2 separate regions of the Mus musculus genome follow, and region 1 is linked to region 2. Evidence: chromatin loops called from intact Hi-C (ENCODE). Cell type or tissue: left cerebral cortex. All regions are shown on one strand.

Region 1 (8,000 bases), 110 kb before region 2:
AACAGTAAAAGTAACATTAAAAAAACCAAAACATCCAAAAAACCCTCAAAAACCACCTTTGGTTTTCTTGGATTTTAGAGTAAGGAAGTGAACAGACACCCTGGTGGACAGACAAGAGCAAGCACACCAGGCAGAGAGGACTCCCTGCAGAGCACACACAGAACTCCTTCCTATACTTACGCGATTTTCTTGCAAACAGCTAAAGCACAGAAGAGAATATCATTTTCTTCATGCCATTTGCACCTGTACAAGAAAAAGGATTTAATGTACTAATAAGTGGTCGAGGATAGAGTGTGTAATAAATCTGGAGTTCTATCCCCAGTACACAGAGAAAATCTGCACTAACCTAAGTAGCTAAGCCACATTACCTGTTTAAGGTTTTTTTATATGCTAGATTTCCAATTCAACTAGCTGAGATATGCTAATAAAAACTGATACTATTACTCAAAATTTCTTACATCTTTTACATTTATTTATTGTTTGTGCTTACTATTGTGCTTATTTAATATTGAGTATGCGTATGTGGAGGTCAGAGGGCAACTTGTAGAGTTGGTTCTCTTCCTCTGCCACATGGGTTTCCAGGATCAAACTGATGGGCAAGCACCTTTACCCACTCAGCTATCTCAGTGCTCCTCAAAGATTAATTTAATACAGATATTAAAGTAGAGTTGTATGTAACCTCTTCCAGTGAAAATTCTTAATGTGAAAACTAGACATAATCATACAATTAAATTTTACCTTAAAATGAGGGTTATAGAGGCATAGTAGTAACTAAAGTTAACACAGTCACTAAACATGGACTGCACACATGTTGCCAATTATCTAGGCATGAAGGACACAGAACTGAATGAAGTCATCTCAGAGCACTTTCTTTTGGTGGTAAAGGAGTATCAAAAGACATATAGGCATCCTTAAAGAAAAGTTCTAAAGAACTATGGATTGATGTGAAGCAGTAGCAACAGTATGGAAGGGAGTGACCTTGAAAAAGTGATGGTTGAATGGAGACAAGAGAAAACATTAGAGAGGAAATGACCAAAGTCAGACAAATGATTTAATCCAGAACTACAAACACAGAAACAATAAACTTGTGTTTTCCTACCAAGTACCATCTACTAAGACTCAGAACAGTATTACTAACAATACAAAGCTTGCCTAAACTTAACAAGAATCTTCATTGAAAACCATAAAAAGTGCTATTCATTAACTATAAAGTTATTTGTGCCAAGTGACAGTTAACTGTAGATGATCTAAAATCAATCTAACACCCCACCCCCCTGTATTTCCAAAGACTAGTGATACGATAAATGTGAGTCATAAAGCTCTAAATTAAAGATGTAAGAACCAATATTGTAGATAACCATATAGAATTAGTAAGTGTTAGTGTTATTAGTTTTGCTCCTTGTCTAGATTTCAAGTCACAAGGACCTACCCAGATACATGCGTTCTATACAGGTCAGATCTGAGATACACCCAAGGGGAGGGAGAAGCCTACAGTTAGGAGTAAAATGCTCTTCCAGAGAACAAGCTCAGCTTCTGGCACTCATGTCAGACAGCTTACAACCACCTAAAATTCCATCTCCAGAGGGTTCTGAAGCCCTCTGTACAAGCACCCATGTGCACAAACCCACACACAGACACATAGTGAAAAAATAACAAGTCAACGTTAAATAATATATTCAAGTATTAAATAATATACAAAAACTTAAAACCTCAAACCCCCAAACAAAAATGTTTCTAAATCTATGGCTACCCTACTGTCTTAGTCAGGGTTTCTATTCCTGCATCATGACCAAGAAGCAAGTTGGGAAGGAAAGGGTTTATTTAGCTTATACCTTCAAACCACTGTTCATCACCAAAGGAACTCAGGACTAGAACTCAAGCAAGCCAGTAAGTAACATCCCTCCATGGCCTCTGCATCAGTTCCTGCTTCCTGTCCTGCTTGAGTTCCAGTCCTGACTTCAGTAGTATATTCAGTAGTATGGAAAAGTAAGCTGGATAAACCCTTTCCTCCCCAACTTGCTTCTTGGTCATGATGTTTGTGCAGGAATAGAAGCCTGACTAAGACACTACTTAAAGTGGTGCTGTTTAATCTATTTCTACTCACTTATTAATCTTTTTCCACTAAACCATAACAAAACTTCTAAAAACTTGAGTCTCTTGGAGTTAAAAGAAAAAGTACCCAGTACTATTGCCATCAGAAACCAGATCTAGTTTGTGCTATTAAAAAAATGTTAATTATGTGTGTACCCATGTAAGGGAGTGTAGGTGCCTATGGAGCACAGAGGGTAGACTCTCTGGGATTACAGTTACAGGTAGTGTGAGGCGCCCAACATGGGTTCTGGGAACTGAACTCTGATCCTCTGGAAGAGCACTATACGCCATCTCTAGCCCCTCGTACACTGGTTTCAATTTACCTACTGTGTATTTTTTAAGCTCCTGATGCTGCCTCACCACATATACACAGCATAAAGTTATTTACACCCCTTCTTAAAGTCCTGATGACTGCTTCTGCCCCTATGTCAGAATATACTCTTCCTTCCAAGGAAAACTATCAGAATTCGCATCATCCTACAGTTCTCTATGGTCTAGTGAGACTCACTCACTGGCCTTACAGTCCGTGTACATCCTTATTCCAGAATCACTGCTGAGCCTGCTTTCTAATGGAAACGTCCTCTATTTAGCCTATATCACTGCCCACAGAAATTCTGTTTAAAAAAAATAAATCAGACAAAATACCCCATGAAGTATTTCACGGTTTTAAAACCCTTACAGTGACGTAATTTGAAATCAACTTTGTCTCTAGTCTGATCAAACATCATTCTTTGACAGCTTTTTAAGGTTTCTTAGCAGTCCCTCTAGGTAAGAGTCTCGTATGGCCACTCATCTCACTGCTGTTATTGGGAAGGAGACTGAGATTAAGATTATGTCACGCTTGACCACATTACTCACAGAACCTAGTGTCTTATTATACAAGATCTGCTCAAATTTTTATTAAATAAAGAAAGCTTATTTAATTGAACTAAGGATGAAATTCTAAAGTGATGTCACACTATAAAACCTCGTTTCTTAAAACTACTATTGCCAAGGCTTTAAGCTGGAGAATTAAATACATGCATACATTTATTTCTTGTCCCCAAAGTCATTTGAAAATCACAGTCAACTAGATGCACACAGCAAAGAAAAACAACAAGCTTCTATATAACAGCTTAATAACAGTATAGGAATAAATGAGGAATGGTATCTCAAGTCACTGCCTTTGTGACCCACAGAGTAGGCAGGGAAAGAGCTACCTGAAGATCTGCCTATCAGAACTTTCCACAGCATACATGTACACAGACAAATAAACTAAGAAAGGGATGCCTGGAGGTTAGGAGACTGAATTTCTGTTCAAAGATCTGTCATTCTCTAACACCATGCAAGGGAATAAGCGGACTGCTCTTAAATTTAGGATTCTGCTTCCAACTTACCAAACCCTTTTGTTGGTTTCTGCTTCTGCAAAGCCTGACTAGTTGGTAGTTCTCACTAAACAAAGTGGGCCATTTACTTGGTTTTGAAGCCTCATTTCTAAATATAAACATAATTAAGGAGAACCAGACATTCAAAGAAAGTCTGCAGCACCAAAAATGCCATAGAACTTATATTCCCAAACAATGAAATAAACCAAGGAACAAAAGTGAAGAAACAGCTCATGGTGGACTGTGAAGTTAGTTACTGCATGTAACACGGTTTCACTCTTCACCTTACCAGTCTCCATCACGGACACTGACATGACTCATTTGTGTAACGTAGCAACTGTAGGCTGAGGTGCTGACATATCCAAACCCACAGCGCTGCCCAAGCTTTGTTATAGTAATGGCAGAGCTATTAATAAAGGTTCGGCACTGAGTCTTCTTCTCAGTCTGTAAGTGATCTCATCCACACTGTGGCTCATCAGATGCTTCACCAGGGCTCCCACAATATTCTAAACTCGGCTCTTCATGCTTTGTCACTCAGCTTCCATTTTCTCTCCCTAGATTGTAAGCAAGGTCTACTGCTTGTTACTAATCTAAAACCACTTACTCCTGTCTCTACTGTCACCATCCTAGTCCCAAGTCATCTAATGCCAGCTCATCCAATAATCATAGGCTTCACGCCTTCCTTTTATCTCCTTTCAATGCATCTGTAAAAGCCTTAGGCAGCTAATCAGTTTTCTTTCATACTTGGTAAAATTACTGTTTCTAACAAGGTTCTCTTCGTTTATTCTTCCTTCTGCTTCATCTCTTACTTTCATATTACAATTAAATAGTCCTCTTGACCGTTCATTTTATAGTCTCCCTTTCCACACTTATCAGTTGATTGCTTTAGCATTTATTACAACTAAAATGTTAATTTTCTTAAAATTACCTATTGCATGTATCTTTCCTATGTTAGCTTCAGGAAGGTAGAGGTACATGAATTTTGCTATGTGCAAGAAAGATATGCAGTAAATTTTGTTTTGTTTTGATGGGGTTCTGGCTGGCCTGAACTCCCTATATAGATTAGGATAGCTTTGCACTTGTAACAATCCTCCTGCCTCTGACTCTGCTTACTGGGGTTAGAAGTTTGTGTCACTATGTCTGAGTCAGTATTTGCTGATTAAATAATGGCTGTGCTGCAGGCCACAGACTTTGTATATTAACCAAAAGACAATTTGACAAGAAACATTAGAACAAGACAGTTATTAAAATTTAAACATTTGAGCCTCTAAAATAGTATGCCCCTTACTACCTTATTAATTACTAAACTACATTAATTTAAAATGTACCCATTTTTCCTAGACTTTAAGATAATATGTTATCAGCCACTAGCTACTAACTCTTTTAGTAGGAACTTTAGAGCAGTGTTTAAAATTAGTCCTCTTGACCTACATTAGCAGTTTATAACTAGCTTCTATAGTTTATTAGCTCTAAACTCCATCAAAATTTTATTACTTTTGATGTGCTCAGTGACAGGTATAGGCACATGGTTACAGCTTCCTCACTAAGCTGGCTGCGATAAAATGTCATTAGTTTCTCTGAACCAACCCTATAACACAGGCCTCCTCCAAAAATGTCTTACAGTAAAGCTACTTTAAATATTGTTCAACCTGTATTTACTAATTGAACTTATCACTGTATTTCTTCTATTATAAAGACTATAACTTCTTGTATCTCGGGTCTCTCAGAGACCAGTCTGTACAGGAGAGTGCATGGGCTGCTTTAGAAACAACAGAACTTCTTGGACAGGATCCCTTCAGGCCTTCATCTTCAGCCAGGAGGTGGAGCTGAGTTCCAGACCTCTGTGCACCTTCCCTGCCAGAGGAGAGCTTGTCTGCAGAGAGTGCTCTGACCCCTGGAACTCAGGAGAGAGTTGGACTCCCAGGAGTGCTGACAGAGGCTAACAGAATCACAGGAGGAACAAGCTCCAGCCAGAGACAGTTAGAACATCTAACACCAGAGATTACCAAATGGCTAATGGCAAGTGTAAGAATCTTACTAACAGAAACCAAGACCACTTGGTATCATTGGAACCCAGTATTCCCACCACAGCAAGTCCTGGATACCACAACACACCCGAAAAGCAAGGTTTGGATTTAAAATCATATGATACTGGTAGAGGATTTTAAGGACATTAATAACACACTTAAAGAAATAAAGGAGAACACTGCTAAACAGGTAGAAGTACTTAAAGAGGAAGCACAAAAATTCCTTAAAGAATTACAGGAAAACACTGCTAAACGGGTGATGGAATTGAACAAAACCATCCAGGATCTAAAAATGGAAGTAGAAATAATAAAGAAGGCCCAAAGGGAGACAACTCTGGAGATAGAAAACCTAGGAAAGAAGTCAGGAGCCATAGATGTAAGCATCACCAACAGAATACAAGACATGGACGAGAGACTCTCAGGTGCAGAAGATTCCATAGGAAACATGGACACAACAATCAAAGAAAATGCAAAATGCAAAAAGATCCTAACTCAAAACATCCAGGAAATCCAGGACACAATGAAAGACCAAACCTAAGGATAATAGGTATAGATGAGAAGGAAGATTTCCAACTTAAAGGGCCAGGAAATATCTTCAACAAAATTATAGAAGAAAACTTCCCCAATCTAAAGAAAGAGATGCCCATGAAAACATAAGAAACCTACAGAACTCCAAATAGTTTGGACCAGAAAAGAAATTTCTCCTGTCACATAATAATCAAAACACCAAATACACAAAACAAAGAAAGAATATTAAAAGCAGTAAGGGAAAAGGGTCAAGTAACATATAAAGGCAGACCAATCAGAATTACACCTGACTTCTCCCCAGAGACTATGAAAGCCAGAAGATCCTGGGCAGATGTCATACAGACCCTAAGAGAACAAAAAATGCCAGCCCAGTCTACTATACCCAGCAAAACTCTCAATTACCATAGATGGAGAAACCAAAGTATTCCATGACAAAACCAAATGCACACAATATCTTTCCATGAATCCAGCCTTTCAAAGGATAATAAAGGGAAAACTCCAACACGAGGGAAACCACACCCTAGAAAAAGCAAGAAAGTAATCCTTCAACAAACCTAAAAGAAGACAGCCACAAGAACAGAATCCCAGCTCTAACAACAAAAATAACAGGAAGCAACAATTACTTTTCCTTAATATCTCTTCATATCAATGGTCTCAATTCCCCAATAAAAAGACATAGACTAACAGACTGGCTACATAAACAGGACCCAACATTTTGCTGCATACAGGAAACCCACCTCAGTGACAAAGACAGACTCTACCTCAGAGTAAAAGGCTGGAAAACAATTTTCCAAGCAAATGGTCCCAAGAAACAAGCATGAGTAGCCATTCTAATACAGAATAAAATTGACTTCCAACCCAAAGATAAGGAGGGGCACTTCATACTCATCAAAGGTAAAATTTACCAAGATGAACTCTCAATTCTGAACATTTATGCTCCAAATGCAAGTTCATCCACATTCATTAAAGAAACTTTACTAATGCTCAAAACACACATAGCACCACACACAATAATAGTGGGAGAGTTCAACATCCCACTCTCATCAATGACAGATCATGGAAACAAACTGAACACAGACACAGTGAAACTAGCAGAAGTTATGAAACAAATGGATTTAACAGATACAATTTGCAAAACACATCAAACTCAAGAAGAAGGAAGACCAAAATGTGATTACTTTGTTCCTTCTTAGAATGGGGAACAAAATACCCATGGGAGAGTTACAGAGACAAAGTTTGAAGCTGAGATGAAGGAAGGACCCGAGACTGCCCCACCTGGGGATCCATCCCAAAAACCACCACTACACCCATACACTATTGCATATGCCAGCAAGATTTTGCTGACAGGACCCTGATATAGCTATCTCTTGTGAGGCTATGCCAGTGCCTGGAAAATACAGAAGTGGATGCTCACAATCATCTGTTGGATAGAACACAGGGCCCCCAATGAAGGAGCTAGAGAAAGTACCCAAGGAGCTGAAGGGGTCTGCAACCCTATAGGAGGAACAACAATATGAACTAACCAGTACCCCCTAGAGCTGTGTCTCTAGTTGCATATGTAGCACAGGATGGCCTAGTTGGCCATCAATGGGATTAGAGGCCCTTAGTCTTGCAAAGATTATATGCCCCAGTACAGGGGAATGCCAGGGCCAGGAAGTGGGAGTGGGTGGGTTGGGGAGCAGGCCAGGGGGAGGTATATGGGGCTTTCAGGATAGCATTTGAAATGTAAATGAAGAAAATATCTTAAAAATGCTATAAACAAACAAACAAACAAACAAAACCCAAAGAGTATAATTGATGCTGGAATTTTTCTTACACAGAGAGATAGTATACAGTTGCTATTAAGGTATATGAAATAATTACCATGGTCTAAGCTTATATATTTAATTTTTTGAAAAAAAAAGTTGTATTTTGGCCAGTATTTAAGAGTTTTAGAAAATAGTTTGTCTCTGAAAACTTTTTATTGATCTCTTCTGGTAATGCTAAAAAG
Region 2 (8,000 bases):
GAGAGATGGCTCTGTGATTACGTGTGCTGGCTACTCTTCCAGAGGACCCACATTCATTTTTCAGCACATGGAGACTCCCAGCACCAGTTCAGACACACACACACACACACACACACACACACACACACACGAAGGCAAAATACACACCTAACAAAGAAATAAAGCATTTAAAAATACTTGGTAAAACAATTACTTGCCTGGGGGACTGGGATGTGGCTCAGTTGGTAGAGCGCTTGATTAGCATGCACAAAGCCCTGGTTCAATCCCTAGCACAATAAACTAGGGGTAGTGGCACATGCCTGTGATCCCAACATCTGGGAGAGTTTCAAGTTCAAGGTCATCCTTGGCTACATAGTGAGTTCAAGGTCACCCTGGGCTGTATGATACTCTGCCTTAAAGAACCAAACACTGAAAATAACAATGAAAAAACACAAGGATTACTGACTGCCACTGTCACAAATGCTGTTGGACTGTACCTTGGAGAATGGATGGGTGGATCTGGAGTAAGGATTTGTATTCTGAACATATCCTTTTAGAATGCCTTGTGGTAGATGCATTTGGGTGGTGCTATACTGGATCATACCTCTGGTGCACCCCTATCTGCTGGCCAGGAATATTGTTTGTGCTGTGGATTATTTCATTCCAATATCACTGTGAGGTCCCTCTAACTTCCTTAGGTCTGGCACTGGTGTGGCATCCAGCAGTCCCAGCTATGACACTGGAGAATGGCTCACCAGAGTCAGGCTGAAAGGAAACATTTAAAGGGAGGGGGTTGGAGGACCTCCCCCCGGGAGGCTTCTTGACATGTTCCAACTCCCAGAATAGTGATATGTTGTGACAGGCTGAGATCAGACAACAGGAATTACAGACAATTTTCTTATTCCCTTACCATCCTGAATAAAACTTAGCTCATGAATAGAAAAAAAAAAAAGCCATCAGAGAAAATGGCAAACGTAAATCATTTTTAAAGGGTAAAAATTAAAAGCTTTGCTAATAACATAACTTTCATGCTAGGACCAAAAGTGGGTGGAGAAAAAAATAGTAAAATATATATTACCTATTCCAAAACTGATTTAATTGCAGCCAGAATCTTATGGAAGTTTAGAAGTGATGTATAGAGTACAGGAATCACCCATGGAAATTCTAAGGTCTTAGAAAGCAAAAGGTTCCCTACCAGGACCTACCCCCTAGTCACTTGGGATTACCTGTGAAGCTCAAAGGCCCTAGTGGCATCAAAGGTGAGTAAGAAGAAGCCGAGATGCTTTAAGCAACAGCGTGAGGTTGGCATCAACGGGGCACATTTGTTCTTCACAGCAAGCCCAGTGTTTTCCCATCTTACCCAATGTGGAGCTGGGTCTGAAAGTGTGCCAAGTGATCACCTATTGCCAAATAGCTTTTAGTCTTTAGATGGCCTTCTGACTGTCCAGGTCCTAAGCCTACAGTAATCACGGGCCCAGCCTCTAGTGTGTTCTCTTCCCAAGCAGGTGGATAGTGGAGAGAGCCCTGACTCAATATTCACTCACACATCATTGGTGAGGAGAAGCTAGGAAGGCAGGCATTTGCCACTTCATCTATCCACAGGAGGTTCCTTGAAGTCTGCCCTGAGAAGGAGGTGTCTTTGCTGGGGAGGATCTTCATCATCAGCATCAAGCTGTGAGGGGAAAGGCTTTGACAAAAGGGTTGCCACTTTCTGAATTCTTCTCAAAGAGGAATTTCTAAGCCAAGCTACAGATTCATCCAGGCTCAGAATTCCATGGCTGTGGGCAGGAGCTGTCATCTTCACTATATTTTGAGATACATTTTTTTTTAGGTAGAACTCGAGGTCCAGATCTAGAGGGGGATAAGGACGATGAGAAGGATAAAGTTGTGGCAGTTGAGCTAAAAGTCATGTTCGAGTTTTTTGGTGGGTCTGACTGGACAGGGGAAAATGTGGTCCGACTTCTTTTATCTAAAAGTTTGGGAAAGATACCCATAGCTTCTCTCTTGCCATGTTTATTAACAAAGATGTTAGACACTACTCCATGAGAAATGTCCTTGTGAAAATAAAAACCATGCCATCAAAAGAGTCGGGTGCAAAGATGCCTACTTCATGAGAATCACCTGCCCAGTTGTTTTTGTGCCTTGTCTGTGACATCAAAACTGAAACACTTATATCACTGTCACTCATGGTTTTCTTTTCCTGTGTCATACATACAAAGTGCATTTGATTGTAATGATTTAAAGTAAATAAAGCATTTCATCTACTTTTGTTATAAAGAACTCAATTAATTATGTTACAATCTTACAGTTTGTGCTCTCTCCAAGATTTAAAAAAAAAATTACATGAAGTGACCTGTATGGAACTGGTATTATGAAGCTCAGTGCTTAGTACTGCTATCAAAATAATAACAATGATTAATAATAGTAATGATATACACACTCTCCAAAGAATGGTCTAAGTACTGTAGAGGCAGATGTTGGCAGTTAATGTGTGTTCCAGCAGACTTTAATGAGCTGTGGGCTGGGTGAATTCTGTTGACACCCACTGTGACATCAGGACATATGTTATCTACATATGTAGATATGGTAGTTGGACAATGATGGTACCTGGCTCATATTCAGGAAAAGAGCCTTTGCCTGACTCTTTAGAGAAGGGAGAGGAGAGCCGTTCCGTGGGAGGACATTTTAGTTTCTGAAGAGATTTGGAAATTCCTCAGTACCATAATTAAGGGAAGGCAATTAAAAACCTTTGTGAGCATAAACAGCGGTAAGTAGCTCGTGGAGCTATTAATCTCTTTGATGGCCAGGTCCTGTCAAGAGATTCCAGAAAACCTGTCTTTGCTTGAAACGTTTGGGCTTAACTCTCTTCTTTTAGTAATTCTGTTAAAATGTTTCTATGTAGGTTTAATTTAAAAATAGACTCTAAAGCAGTTAAACTCATACCTCTTCTGGACTTCCTTCTGTTTGGCTAATGTTTTAACTCCATCTTGATTTTTCCAGCCCTTATAAAATAATATTTTTAAATTTCTCAAATATGTTTAGAATCTTTCCTCCTCCCCATCTCCCCCTATAAATCTTTTCTGGCTACATTATAGATTTTCTTGATGAACTGTTTTTCTTCCTGAAGGAAATTTTCTTTTGTGCTGGTCCCTTGGTGGGATATGCTGTTGATTTGTTGCTGTCAATCACAGTGTCTTGTTATTGTTCCCCAAAGAGAATCTCACTGATGACAGAAGTCACTTTTTCTTCACCAAACTGAAGTCATGGGTTTCCGCTTCCTTCTGATCCCCAGGGGTGCTTTTGAGACGTCTGTCAACCCAATTGCTTTTCCTTTGTCAGCAATCTACCTTGTGCTTCAGGATGCTTTTCAACTTTGACCTTGTCTCTAGTGTTCTTAGGTTTTAAAGAACATGCTACTGTGGGTTTCTTTTTATTTATTACAACTGGGACTGTGCTTCCTCGGTCCGTGGGCTGGCTTTTTATCAAATATGGAAAACTTTAAGCTATTAACACATCAAACATTTCATCTCCAAACTCTCTTTTGACAAATCCAATTAAACGCTTCATCTTTTTGTTCTACTCTCTGTGTTTCTTAATATAATCTTCATGTTTTCTCTTTCTTTGTCTTCAGCTCTCTATTCTGGGTAATTTCTTCATGTTTATCTTATAGTTTTCTATGTTCTCATCAGCTGATTCCAGTCCCAATTCTTTTTTTTTTTTTTTTTTTTTTTTTTTTTGAGACAGGGTTTCTCTATATAGTTCTGGCACTCACTTTGTAGACCAGACTGGCTTCGAACTCAGAAATCCTCCTGCCTCTGCCTCCCAAGTGCTGGGATTAAAGGCGTGTGCCACCATGCCTGGCTTCTAGTCTTAATTCTAATATACTTTTCAGTTCTGGGTGTTCAACTTAGCTTTATTTTTTTCTTTTTGTACATAGTCATTTTTGATTGTGCCAGCTTATTCTTATGTACAATTCCCTTTTATTTCTTTGCAATCAACATAATAATATTAAATTTTATGGATTATATTTCAATACCTATACTGTCTGTACCTTTAATTTTGGAGATTGCTAATTTGCTCACTGTTGTTCATGATTTCTTGTGTTTTATGTTTTTTTTTAATTTTGAACATATCATAATATGTTGGTTTCAGTCAAGAAAGACCTTTTCTAATTTTTAAAGTACCCTACTCTCCCAAATCTATATATTTAGATCAGAAAGTCTACGGTTAAGGGGAAATTGAGCAAGAACTGGACCGTATTGTGGAGAAAAAAAATAATAAAGCATAGCAATTTGTAATAAGATAAAACAGAATGGTTAGGGAGACTCAGATTTCCATACGGTTCAGGATTGGATCTTTGAAAGAAGATGGCTGTTTAAATATCTGATATAAGCTGATTCTAGGGGCCATCTGTGAACAGATCATTAAGTGTGCGGAGGGACTACAGAAATTCCAGATCTCAGTCTCATTCAGGAAGCAAGAAAAGATTAGACCCAAAGGATGAGCTAGAATAAGGAGAAACAAAACCATCCACTTTCCTTCACTTTGGCTAAATCTAATCCGAGTTTTTATGTTCCTTTAAATCAAAGGAATAAGAAATAGGGTGGTTTCAGAATCTCCTGGTAGAGACATCCTAATGCTTAGCATCATGCCATGTAGGTGAAAGGACCATTCTCTGCTGAATTGGTTTTAAGCATTTCCTGAATGCCTTTCAGGTAGCCTGAGATGACTCACCCAACATGGCAGGAGTATGGGAGCTTGCAAGGCCAGCCAAGGGACATGAATTGTCTTGACACGCCATCTAGTGGCATGCATTCACTGGAAAGCCTGAATCTTTTTTAACTTTCCAAGAGTCAGCATGCTGGACAGAGGCAGGAGAGCTTGGGTTCTTAAAAAGCTGCATATGTACCCCCCCCCCCCCCTTACACGAAGAACTACGAGTGATCAATGGCTCCTGGGAGAGTGAGAATTAGTTTCCTCTAAGCATGTGCTCCCATATAGGATGTCTACTCACAAGTGCTCAGTTTTTCCTCACGTGGTACCCAGAGGAGTTTACCTTAAAACATGATATAGAAAACCCTAAATGCAAAGCATACACAGAGAGGCTTACAACCCCCATATGAATAGTTTTTGGTACATGTAATATGATTTATAGGGTACATGTGATATGTTAATTCACATATATCCTTCCTTCATGACTAGCACTGTATCTATATCATTCCTACTCCTTCCTCACCCTCCAACCGGTCCCATGTCCCCCCTTCCAAATTCGTGATCTTTAATTATTATTGCTGTACACACCACACATGCTCACATTAACATGTGCCTACACACACATGCACACTGACATGCACATATGTGTATAAATCTACTCAGTCTTTTGGCATTGATCATATGTACATGGGTCCAGGTGTCACTATTGCACTGTCACATCTTGCAGGCAGAGCATCTTTTGTAGACTGGTTTATAGCTGGGTTTGGTTTTTCTCCTCCAGTAGTGTCTTCCAGTACTACGAATACTAGGTTATAGGAATGAAGGCTGTAGGTAGGCACCATCTTGACTTCGTCTCCATGTTCAGTAAATTATATAGGTGTTGTCTTCAGCAATAGAGTCTTACCATCTGTTTGTGGAGAGCAACCAATAGCCTTAGTAGTAGCCTAGGTTGTTTGGGGTTTCCATGGGACCCTTTTGGCCAACAACTTGATTAGATGTAACCCATTCTTAGTACTGGAAGCTTCATATGGTGATGGGAGGTACCCAGTTGGGGCTCCATCTCCCCTGTTATTTGGTGACTTCATTTAGATTCATTCCATATATGTATATATTTTAAGAAGCGTCTACTGTATTAGGCTTTCATATGGCTCTTTAAATGGCCCTTAATTTTACTCCCTTTTTACTCCCCTCTGAATTTAATCCTCCTGTTCCAGTCTCCCTGCCCCCATGTTTGTGTGTGTGCACCTGTGTGGTGCTTTGAATAAAAATGGCCCCCAAAGAATCATATGTTTGAATGTTTAATTATTAGGGAGTGGTATTACTTGGAAGGGATTAGGAGTGGCCTTGTTGGGGTAGGTGTGGTCATGTTGGAAGAAGTGTCACTAGGAGATGGGCTTTGAGGTTTCAAGGACCCAAGCCAGGGCTGTGTTTCTCTCTTCCTGCTGCCTGTGGATCCAGATGTAGAATGCTCAGCCCCTTCTCCAGCACCATGTCTGCCGCCATGATTCCTGCCATACTGGTAATAGACTAAACCTCTGAAACTGTAAGCAACCCTCAATTAAATGCTTTCTTGTAAGAGCTGTCATGCTTATGGTGTCTTCTCACATCAATAGAATAGTGAATAAGACAATACTGTATTTATCTTTTTGGGTCTGTGTTACCTCACTCAGAATAATTGTTTTCTACATCCATCCATTTACTTGGGAATTTCATGACTGTTTCTCCTCCTCCTTCTCTTCCTGCTTCTCCCCCTCTTCCTTCTGTTGTTTTGTTTTCAGTTTGTTTTAATGGCCAAGTAATTTTCTACTGTGTAAGTGTACCCCACTTTTTTTTTTAATTCTAGTAATCCATTGACAGATACCTAGGCTGTCTCCAATTCCTGGCTATTACAGGTAGAGCATCAATGAGCATGACTGAGCAAAAGCCTTTGTGGTAGGGTATTTTGGGTATTTGCCCAAGTTGGATCTTGAGGTAGTTCTATTCCCATCTTCCTGAGGAACTGCACACTGGTTCCTGTGGTGCCTGTACAAGTTTTCACCTCCAGCCCTTACTTGGCATCTTTGCCAGCATGAGATGTCATTTGTTTTAGTGACCTTTGCCATTCTAACTGGTGAAAGGTGAAATCTCTGAGTAGTTTTGGTTTGTATTTCCCTGATGACTCAGGATGTTGAACACTAGGTGTTTCTCAGACATCTGTGTTTCGTCTTTTTAGAACTCTCTGTCTAGATATACACCCCATTTCCAACCGGGTTATTTGTTTTCTTGATGTCTACTCTTCATCCTTTATATATTAAATGTTACCCCTCTGTCCTATGTGTAGTTAGTAAAAACTCACATCCCGTTTTATAGGCTGCTGCTTTATCCAGAGGACAGTGGCCTTTGCATGCAGAATCCCTTCAGTTTCATTGTCCCCTGTGTTCATTGTTGATCATAGTGTGCTTGTCACTGGTGCTCTGCTCAGAAAAATCTTTGCCTTTTCTGACACTGCTCAGGTACCAAAACCATGAGACTAGAAAGTCCAGGAACTTAGGGCAAAAGCAAATACTACTTTTCTGCTAAAGAAACATAGCCATAAAACAACTCCTAAAGACTGTCTGCTACACTCCTAGAGCAGTGCCTTGCTCAGCCATCGTCAGGGAAGCTTCCTCCTGCAGCAGATGGGAACAATACAGAGACTCACAGCTAGACAATGTGCAGAGGGTGAGAACCTTGGAATACTCAGTCCTAAGTAGGGTTAAGTTCCCATCAAGTCCTTCTCCTCTGGGTTCAGGCAACTAAATACTGTAAAAGCCAGTGGTGCTGGAAGACACCAACAGAAGGCCTTCTAGACACAGCCAGGCAGATGTACTGGTCCTGCACAGTTCTAAGCCCAAGGGGATCACAGAGCTGAGAGGGGAAGTGGACACAGACTCCATCCTAGAATCTATCTCCACTTGATAACCACTCTCAAGGGAAGTTATTTTATCCCAATAGAATCTCACTTGGTATACAAACCACACTAAAGGACAGGCCCCATGCTCACCAGTAGATGGCTAAGGCAAAACAATTTCCATGGTATTTTTTGGAGGGTTTTGTTTTGGTTGTTTGGTTTGGTTTGGGTTTTTTTCTCTCATAATACTGTATCTGGTACAGGTCTTTTGCTTCTATATTATGGTGTGTTTTTATGGAATGTTTGTGTGTCTGCATCTAAATGTGTTTCTTCTGCTTTTTCTTTGGCTCTTTTTACTGTTTGTTTGTCTTGTTTTGTCCTCTTCTGCTTTCATTTTTGTTTTTGTTTTCATTCTAGCTTAGGTTTTTTTTTAGATGCC

What was found. Peaks named below come from ENCODE experiments on the same cell type or tissue, not always from the same donor. Only the 100,000 strongest peaks of a DNase experiment are listed, where the experiment ranks them.
Region 1: a loop joins it to region 2, with 2.5 times the contacts of the local background. A loop is called at or near these places in 7 of 42 quality-filtered maps.

The regions. Positions count from the first base shown.
Region 1 is chr1:166,205,673-166,213,672 of GRCm38, forward strand. It overlaps Mael (maelstrom spermatogenic transposon silencer), which reads right to left. Exons shown (of 12, transcript NM_175296.4): 9 at 181-243. Among named protein-coding and RNA genes, the nearest start is that of Mael, 29 kb to the right of the region's middle. In left cerebral cortex, no CTCF peak of the experiment used is centred here; a DNase peak (open chromatin) is centred at 3,928.
Region 2 is chr1:166,314,581-166,322,580 of GRCm38, forward strand. Ildr2 (immunoglobulin-like domain containing receptor 2) reads left to right here. Exons shown (of 10, transcript NM_001164528.1): 10 at 1-2,252. Among named protein-coding and RNA genes, the nearest start is that of Tada1, 61 kb to the right of the region's middle. In left cerebral cortex, a CTCF peak has its summit at 4,772 (motif pointing left); DNase peaks (open chromatin) are centred at 1,685, 2,668 and 4,766; H3K27ac peaks cover 1,547 bases.